Regions from separate parts of the Mus musculus genome. Here regions 1, 2 and 3 are each linked to region 4. The links are chromatin loops, found by intact Hi-C in ENCODE. Cell type or tissue: left cerebral cortex. All regions are shown on one strand.

The links. A loop is a pair of places that touch in the nucleus more often than their neighbours do. Peaks named below come from ENCODE experiments on the same cell type or tissue, not always from the same donor. Only the 100,000 strongest peaks of a DNase experiment are listed, where the experiment ranks them.
Region 1: a loop joins it to region 4, with 2.1 times the contacts of the local background. A loop is called at or near these places in 5 of 42 quality-filtered maps.
Region 2: it touches region 4 in a loop (2.0-fold over the local background); 2 of 42 quality-filtered maps call a loop at or near these places.
Region 3: a loop joins it to region 4, with 2.3 times the contacts of the local background. A loop is called at or near these places in 2 of 42 quality-filtered maps.

Annotation. Positions count from the first base shown.
Region 1 is chr13:46,345,172-46,347,671 of GRCm38, forward strand. No RefSeq gene overlaps it. Among named protein-coding and RNA genes, the nearest start is that of Rbm24, 72 kb to the right of the region's middle. In left cerebral cortex, no CTCF peak of the experiment used is centred here; DNase peaks (open chromatin) are centred at 1,511 and 1,917; H3K27ac peaks cover 942 bases.
Region 2 is chr13:46,632,953-46,635,452 of GRCm38, forward strand. The region is part of intron 7 of Cap2 (CAP, adenylate cyclase-associated protein, 2 (yeast)); the gene reads left to right. Among named protein-coding and RNA genes, the nearest start is that of Fam8a1, 35 kb to the right of the region's middle. In left cerebral cortex, no CTCF peak of the experiment used is centred here; DNase peaks (open chromatin) are centred at 568, 1,048, 1,285 and 1,762; H3K4me3 peaks cover 266 bases; H3K27ac peaks cover 2,424 bases.
Region 3 is chr13:46,662,525-46,665,024 of GRCm38, forward strand. No RefSeq gene overlaps it. Among named protein-coding and RNA genes, the nearest start is that of Fam8a1, 5.7 kb to the right of the region's middle. In left cerebral cortex, a CTCF peak has its summit at 1,265 (motif pointing left); a DNase peak (open chromatin) is centred at 1,237.
Region 4 is chr13:46,501,493-46,503,992 of GRCm38, forward strand. It overlaps Cap2 (CAP, adenylate cyclase-associated protein, 2 (yeast)), which reads left to right and starts at 411. Exons shown (of 13, transcript NM_026056.4): 1 at 411-719. It overlaps LOC115488182 (a long non-coding RNA gene), which reads right to left and starts at 458. Exons shown (of 2, transcript XR_003950691.1): 1 at 373-458. In left cerebral cortex, a CTCF peak has its summit at 1,303; DNase peaks (open chromatin) are centred at 534 and 1,296; H3K4me3 peaks cover 2,500 bases; H3K27ac peaks cover 1,913 bases.

The DNA of each region.
Region 1 (2,500 bases), 160 kb before region 4:
GTCATGCCCCATTGCCCAGGGAAGTCAGACGGGAACCTACAGGAGAAGCTGATGCACAGGCTGTGGAGAGACTCTGCTTACTGGCTTGCTCTTCCTGACCTGCTCAGCCTGATTTCTTATACCATGCAGAACCAATCATCCCCCTCACACCCATGGAAGGGGCCTATTCACATCAATCAGGAAAGAGCCCCCATAGGCTTGCCCACAGCACAGTCTAGTAGGGATATTTCCTGAATAAAGTTCTGTCTTCCCAAAGAACTGTGTGGAGTTGACATAAAAGCTAGCCAGCACAGGGATGACTTGTCATATAGCAATAAATGGCCAGAGCGCTCATTATACTATTATCCATTTTTATGTACTGGTGAATTTCCTAAAAGAAGAATATGTGGCTGGGTTCTGATGCTATTCTGATTTGCCTAAGTATCTGCACAAGGGGATTTTTCCCAAAGGGTGATTTGGGAACTCTACCCATCAGAATTCCCTGGGGTGCTTGCATGATAGATTAAGGATCTGGATGAGTCAGAATCTTCCAGAAAAGCAGGAGAGACCATTTTTCACAGGCACTGTCCCGAAATTCTGACACCCCTTAAATTCTGAGAAATGGGTGGGTTCTCAACATTTGCTTCAATTTATACTCTGCCAAAGAATTACACAAAACATCAGGGTATGGGTCCTGCCCTCCAGAATTACTGATTTAACACTTTGAGGTAGATCTGAACCTTGGAAATGTTTTAAAGCTCTCTGAATGATTCACAAATGCTGTACATATTTTAAGACTGCTGAATAAGAGGGGGGTATGTATAGGAGTGCATTGACAGCATGCACGTGAAAAGAGGACTTCAGACATGGAAGCCCATTCGAGAGAAGAGAATGCACAATTCAAATGAGCAATTGGGGGGGGGGGAGGCACGGGGAAGTGGAGTTTTGTCCCTGTGTGACAACGACAGAGTTCACAGTGGTAGAAAATGGAAAAACATCAAAAGGTACTCCACATCTATAATCACAAGCAAATGGGAACGAAGGATACCCGCATTCATTAGTCTTCTGTTGCTATAGTAAAATACTCTGACAAAAAGCAATTCAGAGAAGAAAGGGTTTATCTTGGCTTAGGGTTCAAGTGGGATAGACTCCATCCTGGTAGGGAGGGAAGCTATGGCTTCAGGGGCTTGCTGCCAGTCTGCTAGGCAGGAAACAGAGGGATCACATTTCATCTGCACACTGGAAGCAGAGATTAAGAACAGGAAGAGTGGGCCAGGCCATAAACCCTCAAAGCCTGCCCCAGTGACATACTTCCTCCAGCAAGGTTCTTAGAAGTTCCATAACCTTCCCTAACAGCATTGCTAACTGGGGGATCAAATGTTTACACACGCGAGCATATGGGGACATTTCTCTTTCACCCACACAACCTGAAAGTCAACTTATGTTTTCCTTCCTGGTTGCATAAGAAATAAATCTTTTTTTTTTCCTGCTGAGACAATTCCCTCATTTCCTTTTAAAAATGGCCTCTGTCTCTGCCTTAACTGTAACTTCATGCCGAGTGGTTGGATGTGTCAATGAAGAAGTGCTAAGGGCCAGTTACTAAGTGTCAGGAGTGTGTCAGGCGCTCCCAGGGGGTTGCCCAGCCAGTGAGTGGGATGGGACACACATTGTGAATATATGGTACTCAGAGCTCCTCTCCTACCCCATAACGCTGGATCATTTTGTATTTGTCTGCTCAGTTTCCACTCTCATCCCCAACGCTCCCAGCCTTGAAGAGCATCTAGATGCTGAACTGGGAAGAGAGAGAAGATACCAGAAAACTGTGCTGTCTGCCTGTGTTGTGGGGGAGTATCCAAGAGATAAGAAAGAGGGTGTGGCCAAGTGTCACTATGAATAGTGAAGGGAATCTCTCCTGAGACTCTGAGATATCTAAGAGGATTGTGCTGCCTTTTAAGTACTTTGGTTTGTTTCCTGAATTGATCCTGACATTGGCCGCCCCAAGTACATGAGATTTGGAAGTTCCAGGCCCACCCCAGGGACTTTCTGCTTCCCTTGTAAATTAGATGCAGAGTTCTTGGGCCAAAATACCACACATTTATGTAAATGTCTATTCATAAGCTGCCAAGAATGACTATATATATTTGACTAGTCAATTTTTTTCAGTACCATAAGAGAAAAAAAAAACGAATTTAACTAGGCCAAATCTATCTCGCACTGACTCAACCTCTTGTGAGAAAAATTAACTCTGTGTGCATCGAAAATCAGCGGTTTTCAACTTGTGGGTCATGACTTCTTTGTGGCTCAAACCACCCTTTCAGAGGGTTCGCCTGGAAAAGACATGAATATTTACGTTACAATTCGTCACAGCAGCAAAATTACAGTTATAATGTAGCAATGAAAATGATTTTATGGTGGGGGGGGTCACCAAAACATGAGGAACTGTATTAAAGGGTTACAGCATTAGAAGGTGGAGAACCACTGGTCAAAATAATCAGAGACGAGAATGAAAGAGGAGAGTGCT
Region 2 (2,500 bases), 130 kb after region 4:
TTGTTAATGTATCTGAGCCTGGTAGTAAACACCTGCAATCCCAGATCACGGAAGGTGGAGGCAGATAGGTCAGGAGTTCAAGGTCATCTTTGGCTAGATTGTGATTTCCAAGCCGATGTGGTACACAGGGAGTTGGGGGTGGGGTGGAAAGGAAAATGGTGAACCTAGAGGGAGTTAGGAAAAGGAGTTGGGGGTAGGGGGAAATAAATATGATCAAAATACTTTGTAAGCATGTATAAAATTCTCAAAGAATTAATACAAATATATTAAGTCAGATGACGGGTCTCTGAAAAAATAAAAATCTGAATATAGATAATGGATTTCTGCAAAGGCAGCTTTAAAATCAGCAGATACAGGCTAGAACTGTGCCCCTGGCATTGGCTGCTGACTTCTTGCTAAATGCAAACAGCTTTTCTGGGGTCTCTTTCTTTTCTCTCAGAGGAATTTCCGTACAGCCCAAGTGACATCATCCTATTTAAAGGTTCATCTCAGCCCACAGGACAGGACGACTATTCCCACACTTATGCCCACACTGCAAGCGCCAAGTGGGGGTGTGTGGGCAAAATACACACACACACACACACACACACAGAGGAGTATGCAGCCCACCCTGCTTGCATTCTCCAGTTAGTATTTCTGCCACAAAGCCTCGACTTGGGAAATTTTAACAGATTCGTAGGTATTTCATGTGTTCCAATAAATCTAGAGCTAAATCCTGCCTGAGCAGTCCGTCAGTACTAAACCAATGAAAACATTTGGCACCAGAGAATCCTTCCTCAACCCCCACCCCCACCCCCATCCCAGGGCCTTCCTCCCTCTTTCACTGGGTTTCGGGTGGGATCCATCTTGCTGGCTGCTGCCCACTAGGTGCCAAGCCACAGAGGTCTGTAACAGGTACAGAAAAAAAGAAGGCAGGAAAGCTTAGCTCCTCCGCTGCGTGCGGGGGCAGCCCGAAGAGATTCAATTCAGGGAAGGTCTAATCAGTTTGGTTTCAAGTCCACTGTTCGGCAAAAGCCCCGGAATGCTAATTGGAAAGTAACCTTGGAAACCGGAGCCTGGTACCCAGCGAATGTTGTACAAATGTGGCTGGACCTCCGAAGGGCACGTCCAGGGCAGCATTTCACAGGCTCCAGGCGCCTTTGTGTGGGAGATTTTATTTTCCACATTTATCTCTGTAAACCCTCTCTGTCGGCTGTCACCTACTGAATATGTCAAAGTCCCCAGAAGATGGGATATGGTTTGTCCATTGCTGCGACATCTCCCAGCCTGTTCCTAAAATACGGAAGCCACAAAACAGAGTGCCTGCAAAGCAGAAGTGTCTCGGATGATGGGGGAGGGGACTGCCCCTCTGTGGCTGTGTGGATAATGATGTGGTTATGAGGAAGCCTAGTATTCTGTGGCTCTCAGTGTGTCTGTCACTGAGGCCTGGGATACGGCCTGACATGCAAAGCTTATGCTGTGTGTCCTCTATGAGTTTGAGCAGGTCCCCCAAATTTCATCTCAGTAACATGACAGAAATCATTTAGGATCCCGGGGAGAAAAAAAAAATTGATTAGTCTCAAGAACTATGAAACCATTTCTGCTTGACCCCAGAATCCTGAAGGAGTCAGGATGCTCCTCCTTAGGAAAAACAAAAACAAAAACAAAAAACAAAGAACAAAAGTGCAGTAAACTGTAGCTCCGGGAGAGGAGACTTCCGCCTCTCAGAGGCTCAGAGATACACATTCTGAATAAGAGAAGAGTCTTTTCTATTCACAGCGATTCTGTGCTGAATAGAGATTATGTAAGTGCTTGAAAATAGCTGTTTTAAAAGACAACTGCAGATTAAAACTTCCTGACTTTGACATCTCATCATACCGAGTTGTTTATGAAAATAAGATTATGCTGTGCTCATTAGCATTTGGCACTTATATAAGGTTTCAATCCTTGTGTTTGGTACGGAAAACACACAAACTACTCTATCTCCCCCAGTTTCTTAGTTTCCTATTACATCATATTTTGAGACAGGGTCTTACTGGGCAGACCAAACTTACCTCGATATGAAAAGCCCAGGATTGTCTGAAACTAGTCATTCCCCTGCCGCAGACTCTCAGTAGCAAAATGCCTGGAATGTCCCACTCCCCTTAGGTCTGCCGCTTTAAAATTTAATTGGCTTTTAATTCCTTTTCATAGGTATATAGCTATATGTCGGTGCTTATAAATATTAATATGAAGAAGAGAGGTCTCAATGCTTAAGAGAGACTCCCTGCTCTCCCAGAGGACCTGAGTTTGATTCCTATCGCCCATGTCAAGCAGTTCACAATTGACTACAACTCCAGATTCAAGGAAACTTACTTACATTAGCTGACAGAAGCTGAAAGAGCAGTCAGTGCTCTTACCCACTGAGCCATCTCTCCAGCCCTGGGTTTCATTCTTATCCAGAGCCTTGGACATGAACATGGGCCTGTGGATATTTGTATGCTGATGACTTTGCAGTGAGATTTCTAAACATGCAGGACCC
Region 3 (2,500 bases), 160 kb after region 4:
TTTAGAAAGGTTCTTTGGATCAACTCCCAGCTGTGTTGTCTGGAAATCGGCAGTTCAGCTCACAGGTTAGCATGCAGCAGCAGCTCCTTCCAATCACCAACACCTCATGGATTCCAGCAGTCCAGCTCAGTAGAGTCAGGTTAGCTAATGTGAATCAGCAGCAGTGACACGACCTAGCAGAGACAGCCAGGCCTCAGCCTCAGCTTGAGTCAGTAGGAGGGACCTGGAGGGACACCAGGAAAAGTTCCCTGTGGTGTCCCTCTCAGAGAAGTGAAGATCAGCGAAGATGAGACACACAAGCATTGTACAGCTAGCTGTACCAGCAAGCCAAGCTCGGTCTCCATCACTCTGTAGAGTCCTATTTATAACCCTCCAAATATCACGTGTCCTCTGCATGTCTGTCTCGACTGACATCACTCTGCCAATCAGCCTAAGTTCTTGGAAGGGGCAACAAACTGCAGCACACCACCAGAAGTTTTTGGGTTTCTCTCTATGGCGTCCCCACCAATGCAGCTCAGCTACACAATGTAAGGCAGCCCAATACATGTGTGTCGTTAGCAAAGAATCCTTCATCACGTGTCCTTTCACATGCTTGCTTTAGCAGAACATCCGTTCACCTGGGTCTACTTTAGTCAAGCGTTCCCTCACAACTCTACCTAAATCTGTGTCCAGTTCAGGAAAACACTCCTTCACATGTTTGCCCCAACCAAACACCACCCAACATAATAGACTTTCCCTTTATGTGACAGTCGTTTTCTCCACGTACCCTGCTCCCATTCAGCTGACTTTGCTTTTCTTTCACCCCAGTCTCATATTTCCAAGTGAGATCGAGTCTTAACCCTACGACAGTCTTTCCTTGTGCCAGATTTCGTGGGTAACGTTCATGGATGCTACAGGAACCAACCAGCAAGCCTTGGGTTCTGTCCAAACAAAATAGAGATGAGGGCTGGGTTTGAACCGCTTAAGTCGGCTCTAGGGATGCCTGCCACAAATCCTAGTGCTCAAGAGACAGAGGTGGGAGGAGCAAAGGTTAAAGGTCATCCTTCAATACATAGTGAGTTCAAGGCCTGCCTGAGCTACGTGGGGACCTGTCTCAAACAAAAGAGGGTTGTGGAGAGGGGAGGAGAGGAGAGAAGAAAGGAGAGGGGGGAAAAAACAGAGAAATTAAAGTCAATCCTGTTGAAGATTCTCAGCTTCTGAAGTCAGGCTGGGAGACAGCGATTAACTTTGGAGATTCCTCCCCCTACTGGTTGCCTCAAGTCCTGTCTATTTTACACAAGGCAGCAGGCCATCCTTTGAATGTGACATGGTTTTTTCAGAGTTAACAAAAAGCCTGCTATAAATGAGGACACAAATATCAATCACCTCAAGTTCCCATAATCAAGAAATCTATCATAAAGAAAAGTATTATTATTATTATCATTTTTATTATATAAAATTCTTACCGTAATGGATATGTTTCTTATGCTGCTTAGCGAGAGAGCCCTGGGGGAAGAAACGCCTGATACAGCATTACATCACCCAAGTTTAGTTACACAGGGAAAAAATGCTTGGGTTACATATTTTCCCACAAATTAGTATGGAAATCAAATTATTTTTAAATTAAATATTTTATTCAGTGCACTGGGCATCTTATTTCTTAAATGTCATTGATAAGTATTACTCAAATAGAATAATAAATTTAAAAATTAGATTATCCCACTAAGACTATAGTCAAAGAACAGGTGCTTGGCTACCCACATGTCTAGAACGTTCTTTTGCTTTGTCTTTGCTTTTGTTTGTTTTTTGGTTTGGTTTGGTTTGGTTTGGTTTGGTTTTTTAGAACAGGGTTTCTCTTTGTGTGGCCCTAGGTGTCCTGGAATTCATTCTGTAGATCAGGCTGTCCTCGAACTCACAGAGGTCCTCCTGCCTCTACTTCCAGGATTCTGGGATTAAAACTATGCTCCACCACCACCCAGCCAGAATGTTTTTTTTTTTTTAAGTTCTATCAAAGCATGAATTCCAAGATGTGTAAAAAATTAATTATCTATTTTCCTAGTCGTGGTACCTCATGCCTGCGCTCCTAACATTCTGGAGGTGGAGGCAAGGGGTTAGAAGGCTAAGCTACACTGCAAGACCCTATTGAAAATAATCTCAAAAGAGACTTTAAAAGAAAAGAAAAACCAAAAGACTGCACACCAAGGGAAACCGAGGTGACCCCATTTCACAGCTTTCGTAATGGCCATCATCTGTGCTGGGACCCAGACTTGAGTGCCCAAGCGAGAGACAAGGCTTCTCCCAGCGTCTCCTAGCTGTGAAGATTCTGCTCTACAGGAAGCTCCGCTTTTCTCTCAGCCTTTTGCTAGCCAATATCCCCTCGACTTAAGTCCCATTAGAATTCCTTCCGACTCCCTGTTCAAACCACTGTGTGGTTATGGGCTCTTGGTTGGCGGCTGACTGGCACTGATGCCCATGTAGTCTGCGTTCCACAAGTAACTGAATGTTGCATGTTTACCAGACA
Region 4 (2,500 bases):
TCCAGACTCAGATGAAAATCGAAAATCGATCCTCTCTGTCTAATTATGCTAACCAGAGAGAAACGCTTCCAGTTTCGTCAGCATAGACCATACATATATAAAATAAGGGGCAGTGTCTACAAGTAAAACAGTTGCTGGAGTAGGCCGGCCAAGGATTCTACTCGTTTCTAAATAATCAGATGACTTTTTAAAGTTTCTGTATATAAGTTACTTGCCCCAGATCTACAATCTATCTGAAGAGATACATGCATTTGCTCTCCTTTATCCTTTTCTTTGAGTTGGAGGATATTCGAGGTGCTCCATTCTCCCTCTCTTTGTGCGGGTCACTATGCAGCCCTACCCACCCCCAACCCCCTTCAGGGACCGCCAGACCTTTTCAGAGCTCTTTGCAAACCCGCAGGAGGAGGCGAAGGCATTTCCTGCTTGCACCGGCGATCGCCTCTGCCCTCCTATCTCTCTTCTCCCACGGCCCATCTGTGTCTCCTCTCTGCTCCCTTCCTTGCCACCCCCGCCCTCGGCTGGGTGCTCCCGGCCCCTCCCGCGCCCGTCTGTATTTGGAGCTGCCGGAAGCTGCGGGCGACTCTCCCCGAGAGCAGCGTGACCGACTCGGGCTCCCGTGCAGGGGGGAGGCGGAGGCAGCACCGGGCCTGCGGGAGGAGGGCGCAAGTGGCCGGAGCCGGCTTTGCATCACCGAAGCCAGGACCTGAGCTCTACAGCAGGTCAGGCTGGAACGCGGAGGGGGACGGGGGGGGGGGGGGCGGCGAGGAGAATGGGGGGCTTGCCTGGACACCCGGCACCCAAGGCCGGCGCTCTCAAGTTGCGCGCCCCTGGTAGGGTGGGAGATGGCCAGGGCGCGGGGAAGAAAGGCGAAGCAGACTCAGGGATCTGAGGCCACCCAGATGTGAGGACAAGGGAAGTGAGGACCGGAGATGTGAGGATCTGTGATGCGGGGATCTGACACTGGGGCAGTCCTCATCTGGGTCAGCTCAGCCCAGCGCTCCAGCTGCTCGCCTGGCGCTGAGGACCGCGAGTTTCGGGCTGGAGGGCCACCTATGGCCTGCCCGCCGACAACCACCGCACCCTAGGCCGGTCTAACTTCAAGGGGTCTCCACTGCTCTGCTTTGAGCTTTCTGAGGGTTCCCGGGTGGGTGTCATTGAATTAGACCTCGCCAGTGCCACCTCAATCCGAAGGTGCTGGAAGGAAAGGAAGGGACCTGGCTTCTCTGCAGAATCTGACTTGAGGCCATGAGTCACTTCTAAAAAATGCACACGCAACTGATGCTTTGAAGGGACCGCTCTGAAAATGGTACCCCTCAGCAGCTCTCTGACTGTCCCATAGGGGGTTGTTTGTGACATCAGCAATCTTGTCGTCATCTTTAGGCGGATGGCCCGCCATGCACATGAGACTATTTATTCTCATCAACACCACAGAGGCTGTGCATTAAGTCATGTCGGAATCCAGGCGTTCTTTATGTGAGTTTGTGCTTTTAGGACTTGTATTTAGAATTAGGTCTAAAAAGTTTACCAAGTGGAGGTGAACTTTGTACAGCCAAGACTTGCGTCTTGGCCTGAGTAATCAGGAGAAGGCAGAAACAAACGGAAAAAAAAAAAAAAAAGAAAAAGAAAAAGAAAAAGAAAAAAGAAAAAAAGGGGGGGGGGAGTTTATCAGAATTGCTTGCAGAGAGAGCACTGCCTGTTCGTTTGGCTGCTTGGTTTGTTGGTAGACAGAGCTTTGCCATGGAACCCCAGGCTGACCTCAAACTGTTAGCAATCATTCTGCTTCCGAGCTGAGATTACAGGTGTGCTCCTCTGCTTCCGAGAGGCGGACTTACTCTGTACCCAGACTAGCCAGGAACTCGCCATTAGCCCAGGTTGACTTCAAACTCACAATCCTCCTGCTTCCGGCTTCTGAGTGCTGGATTACTGGTAGGCACTGCCACACCTAACGAAGGTGTCTCAGAAGTCTTGCTGACGTAGCTGGGACCACTTTGTGGAAAGTAACAGTGGTGTCTGTCTCACCTTTGGAGTGACTTCGATTTGCTGGGGTTTTGTTAGAATACAAGCCTGCTGAGGGCAGGGAGGGGTTCGGGGTGGTTCTGCGTGGTTAGGGACTGAAAGCTGGTACAGAAAGCTGGTGGAAAGAATTAATTCGATCACTTGCAGTCAGAGCACGGTATCTTGACAAGACTGTACCTTTTTTTTTTTTTTCTTAAGAAAAGACTTATTTCTCCACGGATCCTCGAATCTGAAAATCCTTAATAAAGTTAGGCTCAAGTGAGACTCAAAGACAAAGAGGAAAAAAAAGAAGCTGACTGTGAGAAATGATAGTGACCAACCAGTTCTGCAAGCCGGAAGTGGGGTTTTCCACAAGACATTGTTTAGCTTGTTGGAATGACGGGAGTGTGGGGTTCCCTAACTTCCTGGCTAAAGAGCTAGATGGTAAATAGGGGCTCTGCAGCCCTCAAGGTCGACTTAGTAACTACTCAGCTTGGCTATTGTA